4 separate regions of the Homo sapiens genome follow, and regions 2, 3 and 4 are each linked to region 1. The links are chromatin contacts, found by Hi-C or POLR2A ChIA-PET in ENCODE. All regions are on one chromosome and are shown on one strand. The core of a region is the stretch at or near the end of the contact, and the rest is flanking DNA. Distances in the headings are between cores, read along the strand shown.

What was found. Hi-C counts contacts between places; a loop is a spot of excess contacts on that map. ChIA-PET counts read pairs that join two places held with the same protein, here RNA polymerase II (POLR2A). Pooled maps may share reads with other maps.
Region 2: a loop to region 1 is called in a map with no recorded cell type, with 13 times the contacts of the local background. The contact joins the promoter of ZNF619 here to the enhancer-like site in region 1. A Hi-C loop is called at or near these places in 1 of 168 maps with a recorded cell type or tissue (thyroid gland), 2 of 37 single-sample maps with no recorded cell type and 2 of 50 pooled maps.
Region 3: a pooled map shows a loop between it and region 1 (6-fold over the local background). The contact joins the promoter of ZNF621 here to the enhancer-like site in region 1. A Hi-C loop is called at or near these places in 2 of 37 single-sample maps with no recorded cell type and 5 of 50 pooled maps.
Region 4: a loop to region 1 is called in a map of cardiac septum, with 6 times the contacts of the local background. The contact joins two enhancer-like sites. A Hi-C loop is called at or near these places in 2 of 168 maps with a recorded cell type or tissue (aorta and cardiac septum) and 2 of 50 pooled maps. POLR2A ChIA-PET finds 5 or more read pairs at or near these places in 1 of 52 experiments (CD8-positive, alpha-beta memory T cell).

The regions. Positions count from the first base shown.
Region 1 is chr3:40,969,472-40,973,203 of GRCh38, forward strand. No RefSeq gene overlaps it. Among named protein-coding and RNA genes, the nearest start is that of CTNNB1, 230 kb to the right of the region's middle. RefSeq lists an enhancer at 1,641-2,840 and a silencer at 2,133-2,182. Within about 2 kb of position 2,165, at least 29 of the 41 ENCODE cell types and tissues checked have a DNase peak (open chromatin) inside an H3K27ac peak, as active enhancers do; they include thyroid gland, where a contact is called at or near this core.
Region 2 is chr3:40,475,109-40,478,840 of GRCh38, forward strand. ZNF619 (zinc finger protein 619) reads left to right here and starts at 2,014. Exons shown (of 5, transcript NM_001145093.4): 1 at 2,014-2,249; 2 at 2,810-2,895. The coding sequence starts at 2,872. RefSeq lists an enhancer at 2,188-2,327.
Region 3 is chr3:40,522,899-40,526,630 of GRCh38, forward strand. ZNF621 (zinc finger protein 621) reads left to right here and starts at 2,062. Exons shown (of 5, transcript NM_198484.5): 1 at 2,062-2,376; 2 at 2,881-2,966. The coding sequence starts at 2,943. RefSeq lists enhancers at 1,664-1,753, 2,032-2,844, 2,404-2,543 and a silencer at 1,944-2,103.
Region 4 is chr3:40,689,280-40,693,011 of GRCh38, forward strand. No RefSeq gene overlaps it. Among named protein-coding and RNA genes, the nearest start is that of ZNF621, 170 kb to the left of the region's middle. Within about 2 kb of position 1,997, at least 16 of the 41 ENCODE cell types and tissues checked have a DNase peak (open chromatin) inside an H3K27ac peak, as active enhancers do.

The sequences.
Region 1 (3,732 bases), core at 915-3,414:
GGTGATTTTCAGGCTCTGGAGGAATGCTTACATGAGTGCAGGTGGCAGCAGCTTCACTGCAGCCCTCCTAGGGAGGGAAGGGTTGCTTTGAGTGGCAGAAGCAGTAGGCAGGTGGCTGGGGAGCATGTATTTCAGCCCCAAGCGGCAGTGGCAGGTGGGAGTGTCTATCCTCAGGGCTCATGAAAATGTGCAGCAGCTTGCACTTCAGCCTTGGTGGTCAAGAGGTTCTTTCGTGGCTAGGATTGCAGGAGTCTGTGTTGGGAATGCAGACCACTGGGGGTCTCTGACTTACCCTTTTCCTGCATTGGAGAGCCTCTCCATACTCCTAGCCAATCAGGCTGCCTTGCTTTCCTCTCCTTCCTTGCTTTAGGTGTTTCCTATCGCTTTCCTGTTGCATTCCAGTGTTCCCTCTTAGATGATCTATTCTAAGTGTGATTATCCACTCACTGTTTCAGTTCTTTGCAGAGGAAGCAAGTACCAGATGCCTCTAGTCAGCCATCTTGAAGCCTTGTGTCTATTAACTTTTATTTTCATTTTCAAACTATAAAATTCCTGTTATTTTCTTAATTCAACATGCTTTTATGAATGTAACAATATAAGCGTTTTAGTTCATATAGAGCCTCATTGTCCCAATCTTTTCTTAACCATTAGCCCTTCTAGCGATGTGGGTTTTTTTTTTTTTTAATGTAACCATTATGACTAGGGAAAAGAATATTACCCAGTAGTTTTCCCCTAAGTTAAACAAGAATTCCTTCTCACCCACTAAATTGAGTCACCCTGCTAAGGCCCCCATGAGCCCCTTTTCACTTTCTGTATTACTAAGCCCTTTGCCCAGCCTGACTAGATGGCAGCTATTTCCTGTGGGTCAGAGGGTTTTTAAGGCCTTTTTTGGAATTCTCCTTTCCTCTGGCTCAGGTATAAATGGTAATACCAAAAGGTAGTAGGTGGTATTTTAAGGAGACTGCTAGTGGACCTTCAAATGCTTTTCATTTCAAAACTTTAATTTTAATAATATTGCTCTCTTAGTTTGGGCTCCCTTAAAATCACAGCCTGAGACTAGACACAAGGACTTGGTGCAGGTGGTTTATTTGGGAGGAGATCCCAAAAAGCAGAGGTGAAAGAAAAGGGAGAGAGTGAGACAGGGAAGAATGAAAAGCCACTGAGTGTGCATCATTAAGGTTGCTGCTTTGGGCAACAGGGGCTCAATTCTTCTGTGACCTTTGGCAAGTGTGCAGAATGCCTTCTAGAATGTTCCCTCCAAAAGAGGAGTGGCTAGACTTGCTTACTGGCTCTCATTCTTCACTGGTTAGAGATGGCTCCTAGGGCGTTACCTCTCCATACTTGCAGGTTGTACTTGCTTGGGGGCTGACTGGGCTCCCAGTTTCAGAGATGGCTTTGAGGCAAAAAAACAGGGAAGCATTTTTCATGTTTCAAGAGGGCATTGTCATGGGAACCCACATTGCACTCTCTACCAGATCTGTGACAAAATCATAGGTGTGCTGAGGGGATTTGTTACAGGGTGCCAAAAGCATCAGCTACGAGCATATTGTCCCTTCTGAATAGACTGTTCCCCATTGTCCCTGTGGGGACACTTCCCCACCAATGGATCACCTGGTCATTGCTGTCCAGTCCACATGACATTGATGGGGAAGGTCACTGCTATTAGCCTCCCTTGACCGATGTCAGGGCTGTAAGGATCACTCTCCTCCATCTTCCTTCCAATCTAGCCCCTTGTCCATATCCTCCCTCTGTGGAGCTCACCTGTGTCTGGAAGGAGTTGTGCAACCTCAAGTGGCCTCAGTGAAAGCTGCAGTTGAAGAGAGCAATTCAGTTGACCACAAAGGAATGTGACAGAGAATCATCCAACGCTGCCTAGAACATCTCTCCTGCTCACCTCACCTGGCATGCTCACATGCAGCCATGTGGTCAGGGCAATACCGAGGCTGAGTTCAGTGCCACCCTGTGCTGCCCCTTGCCGGTGAACTTGTCACACTTGTTTACACATGTTTGCAGGCCTCTTTCTTATGGGCATCAGCAGCTTGTTGAGGACCATTCTATGTCTTCATTTTGTGCTCAGAACCTAATGTAGTGCCTGGACACAAAGGGTTCTCAGCAAACACTTGTGGATACAAAGGAGGGAGGGAGGGAGGGAAGAGGGAAGTCGGTTGCTAGGAGATAAAATGATTTGCTTATAGCACAGTTGCCAAAAATAAGTCACAAGTGGGGACTTCCCAGAACTAACCGTTCAGTGCAATACTTAGCTGAAATCTATTGCAAAATGCAGTACTTACTTAGGCACTTACTTTTGTCTTTATTGTTTTTTAAGAAAGAGATGCTCCAAAGGTCAGTGACTCAGACCACTAGGTGACTTGGCTGTGGTTTCCTATGAGTCAAGCCTACCAGACAGCAGAGGACAGAGGTGAACAGGAAACTGGGCCAGAGAAAAACCAGAGAAACAGAGAGTCAACACAGACGTCAAGGAGGCTTCCGCCCAGCTCTCTCAGGCCAAAGGGGCAGACAAACCCGTGAACTCCCAGATATTCATGTCCAAGTGAATGCAGCTGTACGAACTTCAGCTTGAAAACTTCTCTCAAATAGCAGGTGGGGAGAACAGGTAGTAAATGCCTGGGGTTGTGGCCGCTTCCTTCCCCAGCAGAGCTCTGCCCCAATGAGAACACAGGAAGGGTAGATAAGAGAGCAAAGTGGGCAGTTTTTCTTATTTATTTGTTTGGGTAAAGGAAAAACAAAACAAGATGTGAACACGCATATCTTCACAAACTGTAAAATTTATCTCTGTCCTCTATTCCCTGCATCCTTCTCCCTACTCTAACATCTTAACAATCCTAATATTTGCCTATTGTTACACAAAATGTACGCCAGTAGATATCAACATACCAATTAAAAAAAAACGAAAAAAATACTTTGCTGTTTTTCCTTGAAAGCACAATGACATGAGGCATCTTTGGAGAGAAGAAGCTGCCACAATCCGATGCCTCCTCGTACCTGCTACTAGCTGTGTAGGCTTGTCTGATCTAGCCCCCTGGATGTGAACAAACTAGAGCAACAGGGAGAAGCAGAGATGCAAAAGAGTTAATCATACAAATTGCTGAGTGTGCACAGGAAAAACATACTACATTTGTAATTGTGTTTACAGTGTACAAAGCACTCTCCCATATTCCTCATAATCTAACAACAATCCTGAAATCATCACTATTTACGATGCAGAAACTGAAGGAACAATAAATGGCATGTCCTATGCCATACAGCTAATACCAGGCAGATCTTGGCATTGAACTAGAGCTGTCTGAGCCTAGACCAAATATTGTTTCCAGGATTCTGCAGCAAACTCTACCAACTAGGTACCTACAGCCTCCCCTAACCTGCCTTCGGTCTCCTGAGCAGAAGTGTTTATACCTCAGTCCCAGCATGCAATAACCGTAACAGGTAATAAGCACCTTGGAGAAACACCAACTGCATCCAAAAGAGAGCCTGGTTCTGATAATTCTGTTTCACTAACTTCTAGAAGACAGAGAATGAACAGCTTAGGTGAACATTTAGATGAAATTAGAAAAAAAAATGTTAAGGGAGTTGAGTATTTGTTAAAGGTCCTTGAACATGCAATTCTAAAAGAAAAGGAAGCTCAGAGAAAGACACTGGGATCTTCCAGAACTGGGAAGAGCCTAGGACCTGAGATACAAAGATCTAGAACCAGGGAAAGCAGAAAACTTCACC
Region 2 (3,732 bases), core at 764-3,263, 490 kb before region 1:
AATAAATGTAGGATGTACATTAGCTCCATCCGGAAAGGAGGGACAACTCGAAGTGGGGAGTGTGGGGGCACCTTCCAGGGCGTAGGTGGATTCAAAGATTTCCTTTCCTTTCCTTTCCTTTTTCCTTTCCTTTCCTTTCCTTTCCTTTCCTTTCCTTTCTTTTCTTTTGAAGATTTCTAACTGGCAATTAGTTGAAAGAGTTATGGACTGGGCACGGTGGCTCACGCCTGTAATCCCAGCACTTTGGGAGGCCGAGGCGGGCGGATCACGAGGTCAGGAGATCGAGACCATCCTGGCTAACACGGTGAAACCCCGTCTCTACTAAAAATACAAAAAATTAGCTGGGCATGGTGGCGGGCGCCTGTAGTTCCAGCTACTCAGGAGGCTGAGGCAGGAGAATGGCATGAGCCCGGGAGGCAGAGCTTGCAGTGAGCCGAGATCGCGCCACTGCACTGCAGCCTGGGCGACAGAGCAAGACTCTGTCTCAAAAAAAAAAAAAAAAAAAAAAAGTTATTAGCTAAAGACCTGGAATCAATTGAAGGGAATGTCTGAGTTAAGATAAGGGGTTTTGGAGACCAATGTTCTTATTATGCAGATGAAACCTCCAGGTAGCAGGCTTCAGAGAGAAACGATTGTAAATGTTTCTTACCAGACTTCAAAAGGTGCCAAACTCTTAGTTAATTCTCTACTGGATCAAGGAAAACACTTTGAAAGTGAAGGGGATTCTTTACAGGATGTAGATTTTCTTCACAAAAGACAGCTTTACAGGGTCATTTCAAAATATGTCAAAGAAATACATTTTAGGGTAAAATACTTCAGTTTATTTCAGGGCCTGTTATCTGTCACATGAGACTATACTAGAGTCAGGTTAGAATTTGATGTCTTATTGCTATAAAGAGTTTGTTTTGGGCTGGGCGTGGTGGCTCACGCCTGTAATCCCAGCACTTTGGGAGGCCGAGGCGGGCGATCACGAGGTCTAGTTCAAGACCAGCCTGGTCAACATGGTGAAATCCCGTCTCTACTAAGAATACAAAAATTAGCCGGGCGTGTTGGCACGTTCCTGTAATCCCAGCTACTCAGGAGGCTGAGGCAGGAGAATTGCTTGAACCCGGGAGGCGGAGGTTGCAGTGAGCCGAGATCGGGAAACTGTACTCCAGCCTGGGCTACAGAGTAAGACTCCATCTCGGAAAAAAAAAAAAAAAGTTTTAGTCAGTCTCAAGATCTCTGTTTTAATGTTAATGCTGGTCCGTAGTGCCTGAATTCCAAGGGCATAACGAGGCAAGTCCGATCCCCTGCTTCCCATCATGGCCTGAACTAGATTGCCAGGTTTTCTTTGGAATGTTTTGGCTGAGAGAAGTGGTCCATTCAGTTGGTTGGGGGACTTAGAATTTTATTTTTGGTTTACAAAACTGTTGCATGAATTGACTCAGTTAATTCACTGAATTTATAAATTACAAACTTTTACCATTCTCAACTGATAAATTGAGGCAACGATTTAAGTATAACTTGAGCAAGTCCATATAGAGTGGAGCCAGGAACGCAGACAATGAGACACCATACCCCATGGTCTTAGGTCACAGTCATTCAGTGGGAGACAGGGGCTATAAATTCATTAGAAGGTTAAGTTAGGAATTAAGTAATTAGGTAAGGAATTAGGAATTCAGTTAATTAAGTTACAAATTGTTAAATATGGAGGAATTTATCATGTAGTTGGGGTACTAAGACATAAGAGAAAATAATAAAGAAAAACAGGAGCGGCCGGGCGCGGTGGCTCACGCCTGTATTCCCAGCACTTTGGGAGGCCGAGGCGGGCGGACAGCTTGAGCTCAGGAGTTCGAGAACAGCCTGCGCAACATAGCGAGACCCCCGTTTCAAAAAACACACGAAAAAATTAAAATTAAAAAACAAACAAACCAGGCGCAGAGCGGTTGTGGAGAAGGGAAGCGAAGGGTTGGAGTTTCGTTTCGTGGGAACCATAGAGAAGGGCCAGCCTCCCGGCTTCCTAGAGAGGCTGTAGGGACCGACGGCCGGCCAGCTAATGCTTCCGTCTTGGCCACCTTGCGAGCGCTCGGGTTGAGTTTCCCGGGCTTCCCTGACTCGGCTACCTGTTCTGGAGGTCAGGCTTTGGGCCCTTGCAGAGGTCGCCGAGGGGCCCGCGCCGCCGCCAGAGCCTGGGCCCAGTCCCCAGTCTTCAGAGACGCCCTCGACCTTCCTGCTCCGAGGAGCTGGCCTGATGTCCTCGGGTCGCGGTATTCATGGGGAGGATGGGAGCCGTGACTATAGGGTCTCCTGCTTCCCAGGGTGGAGCGTTCAGATCCCGGTTAGGTCTTCGGTCAGCATCACCCGCTGGGACATTAAGCGTCTTACCCTTGTCACCCGGGGCTGGGTCACCACTTATATTTTGTCCTGCAGCCTGTGGTTTGTTTAGGGGTCCCCGTTATATCCTACTTTCTCTCCAGAGACTTGTTTTGGGTTTTTGCCATGAACACTAGAAGCATTCAATACAAACTGTTTAGTAATGCATTCATAGTGGGGCCAAGAATTTTTTTTAAAAAACAGCCACGAATCCACTGCAGTTCTTGACTCTTACTTTACAGATATTCTTTCTAGAGTTTCCAGTGTCACCAAGCAGATCTATAGGAGAATATGCAGAGGGAGCATTTGCAACATCCCATGAATCAGTGGAGAGGGTGAATGACAGCAGCTAGTGTGCCAAGAATATCTGCAATGCTAGTGGCAGGAGACAGAGGGGAAGAGGCGGCAAGTGTAGGAGACGAGACAGATCAGTCTCATTGTGGTTCTCTCTTAGCTCCGCAGGTTCTTACTTTTTCAAACCTAGAGGGCAGTGCATGAAGCCAGGGGTCATCAGCCATGCTCCAGACAGTGTGGTTCCAGGTGAGCAGAGCTTTCTTTCAGCTTTCCATACTCAGAACAGATATGGAAGGTCAGTACAGCCCCAGTAGCCTGACTTGGCCAGTCTCATGCTTAGTTTTACATCCTTCAATAAAGTATGTAAAAACAGTATGCGAGGGGAGTTGACGAACGAGAGTAGGTGAATTTGGGAGAGTCAGGTAGGTTGGAAAAGAAGGAATGAATTATCCTAGAAAGTGGGAATCTGCATTCATGAGAACTGAAAGTGTGGCCTGGAGATGAGCAGCTTTTGCATTACAGAGGGCTCTTGTTAGGCAAAATGTCAGGCCCCCTCCCCAGATCTCCTAAATCAGAATCTACATTTTTACAAGATCTGGAAAATTAAAGGGCAGATTAAAATTTGAGGAGTGCTAGTCTGCGTTCACAGTACACAAAGAAAAGCCATTTCTGAGGTTAAATAGACACTTCCAAGGGAGGAGTTTACCCTGCAGACCACTCAGTTAAGGTACAGTGAAGCCAGAACTGGAAACATGTGGAAAATGTAGATTGATGAGGGAGATGTATTTTTGGAGGAATGATGAGTTTGGAGCTGAAGCCAGTGCCTTTAGCTCAATGCGAAGACGTCAGTCTAACCTCTGTGAGAGTCTATATCCTTTCTTGGCTACAAATTCATGTAGCATTGGGAGGACTTTTCCCTCCAGTTTTCTTGGTGGTAGATGATGGTTTTACTGGATTTTTCTCCAGTGTCCTAGATCATGGAATGAGAAAGCTGAGTTTATCATGTAATGGATGTATCTTGTAATGAGAAAGCTCCATCCCAAGGACTTAAAAACAATGTGTGTGTCCTTTTGGTGGATATTG
Region 3 (3,732 bases), core at 812-3,311, 450 kb before region 1:
CGGCGCAGGAAGGGAAGTTTCACACTAATAGCTGGCATCTATGTGCCAACCATGTGAGTGAGTTACCTTTGAGGCAAATCCCCAGCCTCAGTCCAACTTTCAAGTGACTGCAGTCCCAGGTGACACCTGACTAGACCCTCATGAGAGATCCCAAGCCAGTACCATCCAGCCAAGCCACTCCCGAATTCCTCATCCACAGAACCTTTTTTTTTTTTCCTTTTTCTCTTTTTAGGACTGACTGACTATGTTCACTGATTCATAGAAACTTTAAGAGATAATAAGTGTGTTTTGTTTTCAGCCATAAGGTTTTAGGGTGATTTGTTATGCAGCAGTAGATACCTAAGATACTCTCCATAATAGGACTTCATAAGTCAGTCTAATTCTTAAGAAAGGAATAACAAATCCAAGAAGTGGGACCCCTGTAATAAAGCAATATATCTAGATATCCAGGATCATTTTTTATCTTTTAGTGGTGGGAGACCAATTCCCCTTTATAGCATGGAAATGCTTGGTGGTGAGGAGCCTGGTATCTGGAACTGTGTTCAGGAGAAGTTATCAGCGTGATTAAAGTAAAACAAAGTCTGGGCCGGGCGCGGTGGCTCACGCCTGTAATCCCCAGCACTTTGGGAGGCCGAGGTGCACGGATCACAAGGTCAGGAGATCGACACCATCCTGGCTAACACGGTGAAAACCCGTCTCTACTAAAAATACAAAAAATTAGCTGGGCGTGGTGGCGGGGTGCCTGTAGTCCCAGCTACTCGGGAGGCTGAGGAAGGAGAATGGCGTGAACCCAGAAGGCAGAGCTTGCAGTGAGCCGAGATTGCGCCATTGCACTCCAGCCTGGGCGACAGAGCGAGACTCCGTCTCAAAAAAACAAACAAACAAAAAACAAGCAAAAAAAAAAAAAACAAAGTCTGTCCATCTTAGCAACCACTTTGATACTGGAGAAAGGCTCCTGTCCAGAAGGAAGGGCACAGTAGTGAGGTACTTGCCAATGAGCTGGGTAGAGCTGCCACTGGCTGGCTTCGGGAAGTGTTTATCACTGACTGGCTCATGTTCAGAAGCTTGGAGTGAGGCTGTTGTGTACTGGTTGATTTTCAGAGTACGTGTACTGATCTAAAATTATGTAAATTAATGGCAAGTACTTGTTAGTGACTTGGGACTTTGGTCAAAAAACAGTCTTTTCCTTTCCTGAATATGAAAAGTAAGTTCTTTTAATTAGCAGCCTCCCCTCTTCACTGTTTTTTCTTCCTGCAGTCCAACTAACAGAACAGACCATAAAGGTCTGTCCAGATCATTATTTATGGAAGTATGAGATATATATATTTCAGCTGGTGTTAACATTTTATTTAAGTGCCAGTTACTGAGCAGAAAAATAGCTGTAACTACGAGTTTTTGTAATTTATTGGAAAAAGCTAAATATAAGACATTTAGGGTGTCCTCCCAAAGTCAACACAGGACAAGATCATTTAATATAGGACATGTCCTGTGTATACAGGATGCCTAGCAACTGTATGTAGCCACGGGTGTTTTGGTTGTTAAATGAATCTGTCCTAAAAGGTTCTACGCACATCTAGGTCCTTGGAAGGGAGAGGGCTAAAACGGCGAGTGGAAACCATGGTTTCCCTGAGGACTGCCCAGCTGAGGACCCAAGCAAGATCCTGGGCTTGGGCCTCTTAGAGATGACAAAGCAGGCGCCATTCTCCCCTCACCTGCACGGCCCAGGCTTCAGGTGAGCCACGGGGCCAAGGCGGCCAACAGCTGAGGCGCAGCCCGTGAACTGGGGGCCCACTTGTGCCTAGAGGGCGAGGTCTCGGTAGAGCCAGGCTGTATCAGTCCGTGACACTCCAGCCAGAGGCGATGCCGACGGCTGCCGGAGAAAGCCGGGCTTAGAGCGCCACAGTTCCACGCCCGCCGCCGGCCTCTCAGCCCAGCCGGTCGCCGCAACCTCGCCTCTTCCGCAGGGCGGGGCCAGCCATGAAAGGCGGGGCGGGTCTGGCCACGGGGCGACCGAGATGGCGGCCTCCGGGGGCCTAGAGGGACCCTGGGCGTGCACTCGCCCTTCCGGCTCGGCCTTTAGTTAGTGACCAGCTCCTCGGCGTTCTGCAGAGCGTGGGTTTCAGCGAGTTCTACGTGCCAGGTCCGCCCGGTGCCGGCTTCCTCGCTGCCCCTGGCGGCTCGTCAGCCCCCACTACCCCTGAACTTGGTCCCAATGGCGGCCCGCCCCTCCTTCACCCGGACCGTGGGCATCTGGGCCTCGCCGAAGCCGTCAAGGTGGCTGCTCGGGCTTCTAGAGCCCGTGTCCAGCCCTTTGCCACCGAGGCCTGATCCTCTTTTCTGCCCTAAAGAACTTGCCCTGACAGCCTCTGGCTCCCGGTACTGACGTTTCTGATGTTTGGGGTTGCCTGTTTTCTTGGGTGGAGTGTTAAGATCACGGTTGGGTGGGGTCTCCGGTCAGCATCACCCACTGGGACGCTGAGTATTTTACCCTTAATCCGCATTCAGCCACCCCAGTCCCTCTTCTCCTGAGGTTCTTTCTTTTGGGTCCACGTCATCGTCCCTGTAAGCATTCTGTAAAGACTCTTTACGTTTGTAGAGACCCAACACAATAGGGACAGGGCTCTTGGGTCCCTCAGTTTACCCGTACGAATGGGCTCAAAAAAAGCTCTTCGGACTGAGCAGGCAGGTGGAAGATTGTCCTGAAGACTAGGCAGAACAATTCATAAGAAGTTTGGGGCTATCAGCGTGAGAACAATTAGAGGGAGTCCTAGTAGAATCTCCGTGCATCCAGTGCTGGAAATGTGGAAACTGGGAGGGCCATAGGTTGCTGTAGGTGGTGGACGACAGGGTCCTTAGCACTCATGGCTCTTTTTCTCTTAGCTCTTGAGGATCTTGCTTGTCCAAACCCAGAAGACAGTGCATGAAGCCAGGGGACATCCGCCATGCTCCAAACAACTTGGCCTCAGGTGAGCTGAGCTTCTTTCAGTTTTTTTGTTTGTTTGTTTATGTTTTTTTACTCACATTAGCTATCAGATAATCAGGAAAGGATGAGGAAGGCCTAACTTGGCCAAGCTGTGTTTTCCCCTTTGTATCTATCTCCAGGGCTATGGCAGATGTAAATATGTGCTGGGGAAATGAAAGTTTTGTGTATAGAGAGTGATGAGTTTGGATGTATAGATTTAAATGGAAGAAAGGGGACCTATACCAAGAAATTCTTTCTGAATGTGGAAATCCAGATCGTGTTCTAGAAATGAAAGTCACCTACTGAAATCAGACTCATTTTTTGTGAGACGGAGTCTCACTCTGTCGCCCAAGCTGGAGTGTAGTGGCACTATGATATCGGCTCACTGCAGCCTCTGCCTCCTGGGTTCAAGTGATTCCCATACCTCAGCCTCCTAAGTAGCTGGGATTACAGATGTGCGCCGCCACGTGTGGCTAATTTTTGTATTTTTAGTAGAGACGGGGTTTACACCACGTTGGCCAGGCTGGTCTTGAACTCCTGAGCTCAGGTGATCCACCCGCTTCGGCTTCCCAAAGTGCTGGGATTATAGGCATGAGCCACCGCACTAGCTTGAAATCAGAAATTCTTTATTGGAGAGATTGCCCACAAATTGTATTGTATGTATCCCAGAGAGACTAGTATTGTTGCTTTAATATACATTTTCTAAATGCTAGATGCAAGGACTCTGAAGTTGCAGAGAAAGCTGGATGTACTCTAGAAACTGGAAGGGG
Region 4 (3,732 bases), core at 747-3,246, 280 kb before region 1:
GCTGAGATCATGCCACTGCACTCCAGCCTGGGAGACAGAGTAAGACTCTGTCTAAAAAAAAAAGGAAAAGAAAAAGAAGGTGGCAATTTGTTACAGAAGCAATAGGACAAATACAAAGGCAAAAGCTCATTGAAGCTGGGGGAGATGAACAGAGACTCAGTAAAAGGGATCTGAGGGGGATCTGGGCAGTGTCCCAACAATACTTGTTCCCTCCAAATCAGAAAACTCCATCAGAGAGACAAAGCTTTCAATATTGACTACTGATTTAAAGTTTTGACTCTCTGATGGAGTTTTCTGATTTGGAAGATCAGAAGTTGACCATCAGACTAGGGAACTATAGCATAGAGATTAAGCCATGGGATCCGGAGTTTGATGCCCATTGAGTAAGTCTTGACTTTCGGCATTTTTAAACTCTGTGAACTTGGCATGTTACCAAAGCCTCTCTGAACCTTAGTGCTTCATTTGTAAAACTGAGATAATAACAAAACTCAAAAGGTATTCTAAGGATTAAATGAATATGCTTGTAAAGTTCCTGGCATACAGTAAAATCTCAATGCAGATATTACTGGTAGCACAGTGGGATCCCGTCTCTATTTAAATGTTACATTCTAAAGACAGTATAAGGTAAAAATCAAGATTGGTGACTATCAGGGATTAAAATCATTTAACTTGCTCAGAAGGTACAGTATGCAGGGTTTAGTGTTCACAACCTTGTAAATATGTACATATGAGGGTTTACTCCTCACCACCATAGAAACTTCATAATACTGAGTCCAAGTGCAAAACAATGTTACAGTATTTTCAATTACCCAGAAGAGGGAGGGAGTTGTTGAACTGTGCAATGGTTTACTCTTTAGCATTTGTTTCAGTCCATGGTTTATTTAAAGGGTGACTTTCACCTTCATTTGAATTTGCTCTTTTTCTGGGATCTTTGTTAAGCCCAGCAAAGTCACCCATTGTACCTGTGCCTGCCTTCTCTTCCCAAGGTTACCTGGGGGTATTTTCCCAGCCTTTTGATATGCTAAGCAGTCATAATTGGAGAGAGTTTAATAAACAACCATTAAGCTGCTCTTAGAAGTGTTCAAATTGGTCTAACTAGCAACTATCTAATAATTAATGAAGACCAGCTGTAACTGTAAAGCCATTTAGTGACCCAGATCAGTTTCTGCCAGATCCAGAAACAGCCCTACAAACCCCCTTCTGTTATCAAGATGGCAACTATTAAGGTGGGCTATTACCTGGGGTCTTTTATTCATTTCCATTAGACAGCAGGGGCTGAAACTCAAGTCAGCTGATGTGAAATCTTTTAAACAGCTCTTCAAGGAGGTCAAAGCCATTGATTATATTAGGGGGTAGGACTCATCTAGAGGTCGGGTATCTGTGGTCAGTTCTGTCCTCCCCATCTCCCCGACCCAGGTCACACAACACAGAGCTGTTGGACATCCTAGCAGGGCTTTCCTCTATATTTCAAGTATGCTGCTGGTTTGAGCTGACTCTTTTAAAACTTGGAGCTTTTCCCCCCTGGGTGAAATGGTGAGAGAGAAGGGGAGGAAGCCAGGGGGGAGGAGAAGGAAGTCCTTGGCTGAGCTGCCTGGTGCTTGGTGAGGAAGGGAGTGGGTGTGGGCGAGCTTGCTTCACTCTGAGGCCCTGCCAGCTCCTGGAAACGCTGCTGCTCTTTCTGAAAACCCTCCCTGAGGACAACCAGTTAAAACAACAAAAAACATCAATCAAAACTTATGGGGTTATTTTAAGGCCAAAGGGAAAGTAGATGAAAAAGGAGGTGGGCAGGAGTGGGAACTCGACCCACCTCCTTCCATCCCCGCTCCCAGAGCCTCAGTTCATAGCTCTTTACTCCCTCCCCATGCCTCCCCATTCCCATCTGCATCGACTGTGCTGGAACCTGGCTCACCCCCCTTGTTCTCCAGATGAACTGCCCTGTCTCTGCCTTGCCTTAGGCGGGGCCTTTGGGGATTGAGCTGTGTTTCTCTTCACTGTGTGTTGAACTTGGCAGGTGCAGGCGCATCTCATTCCAAGTCAAACTACCACCTTTCAGAAAGGAGGGCTGGGCCTGGAATCCATGGCTTGGGAAGGGCCCTGTGTACAACCACTGACCGTTGGAAGTGAATATTGTCCTTCTCCACCACCCGTGCCAGGCCTGCCACTGGTCATGACTGGGAAGGGAAGAAACAGGCATTTGGGGCTGAAGGTCACCCTCCCGCTGACCTATCAGAGGAACCTGGAGGTTCTGTGGGCAGTAAGAGTGGGGTCAGCTTCCCGGCCAGAAGTTCAAGTAGCCCCAGCGAGTCATCTGTTGCTTTAGACAAATAAGTGGTTGTTGGCCATGCTGATGCCACTTTGGCACATACCTGAGTGTGCAGAGCCAGTTTAAGAATGAGGTCTTGTTTCCCAAGAACCAACCCTCCTGCCGGAAATGTCTGGAAAGACAATGAGTGCATTCAGGAAGTTTTTTTCCCCTTTTCCCATGGTTCCCTGCAGCTGTCATGGGAACTGTTGCTCCCATGCAGAGAAGCTGCTCACCAAGGACTGGAGAGGCCAGCCTGCAGATCAGAGAAGCAGAGAGACTTCCAGACAGTTTCTCATTTGAAAATTGTTTCCAGAGGGTGAGGTCTCTTGTCCACTCCACCAGTGTCAATGACTCTCTGATAGGTCAGAGTAGAGGTCTAGATGTCAGCCCCACCACCTGCTGTCTGTGTGACTCAGGGAAAGGACCTAGCCTCTCTCTGCCACAGTTTCCTCACCTATGAAATGGGAATATTGCCCCCACATAAGTGTGAAGGTCAGAGGTAGTAACTGTTGGAAAGTGTTTACTTGGCTGATATTTTAATCATCCCTTGTTCCAATGTCACAGAATTTTCACATTCTCTCTTCAGCTTCATAATAGTCTCATGAGGTAGGAAGGGGAAGGGTGTGTAAAAGTAATTACATTTTGTTTTAAAGTTTGAAGGGCTTTGCCAATGGAAATGATGATATTGGCAGCTCACATCTGGCACAGAGAAAATGACCCCAGCAGTTTTTGTGCCCATGTTGGGTATGTTTTCTATTTTTCTGGTAATCTTACTATGAAACAAAAAACTCCAGTATAGGTAGATAAGGTTGTGCATTTTTCAAGACCCTCCAGGGCTACCAAGGATGAGTGACCTGGTATAGGGCAAAGAAGTCCTCTCTACCAGTGCTATCCAGTAGACAGATGATGTAAGACACTATAAAAGATAATATGAAAACACTATAAAGACAATATAATTAAAATAATGTAATTTTAGTTTTAAATTTTCTTGCAGAATTTTAATTTTAAATTTTCTTGTAGAAACATCAAAAAACTCTTAAATGGTAAAATTAATTTTTATAATATATATTTTTAATTCCATTATATTAAAAGCATTACCATTTCAACATGTAACAATATAAAAATTATTAGATACTTTATATTCTTTTTTCTTACCAAGTCTTTGAACTCCTGTGTGTATTTCACACTTACAGCACACCTCAATTCCAATGCTAAAAAATAATCATTGGAATTCTTAATTGCATTTCAGTTTCACAAACTTTATAGTTGCCAGAATAGATTCATATACTCAAGTGGTTCCACATATACTTAAAAGTTTTACAGTAATGGAATCACATATCAGATTTTAAATATATATTTACATTAATTAAAATTAATAGAATTTGAACTTCGGTTCCTCAGCCACTCTAGTGACATTTCAAGTGCTT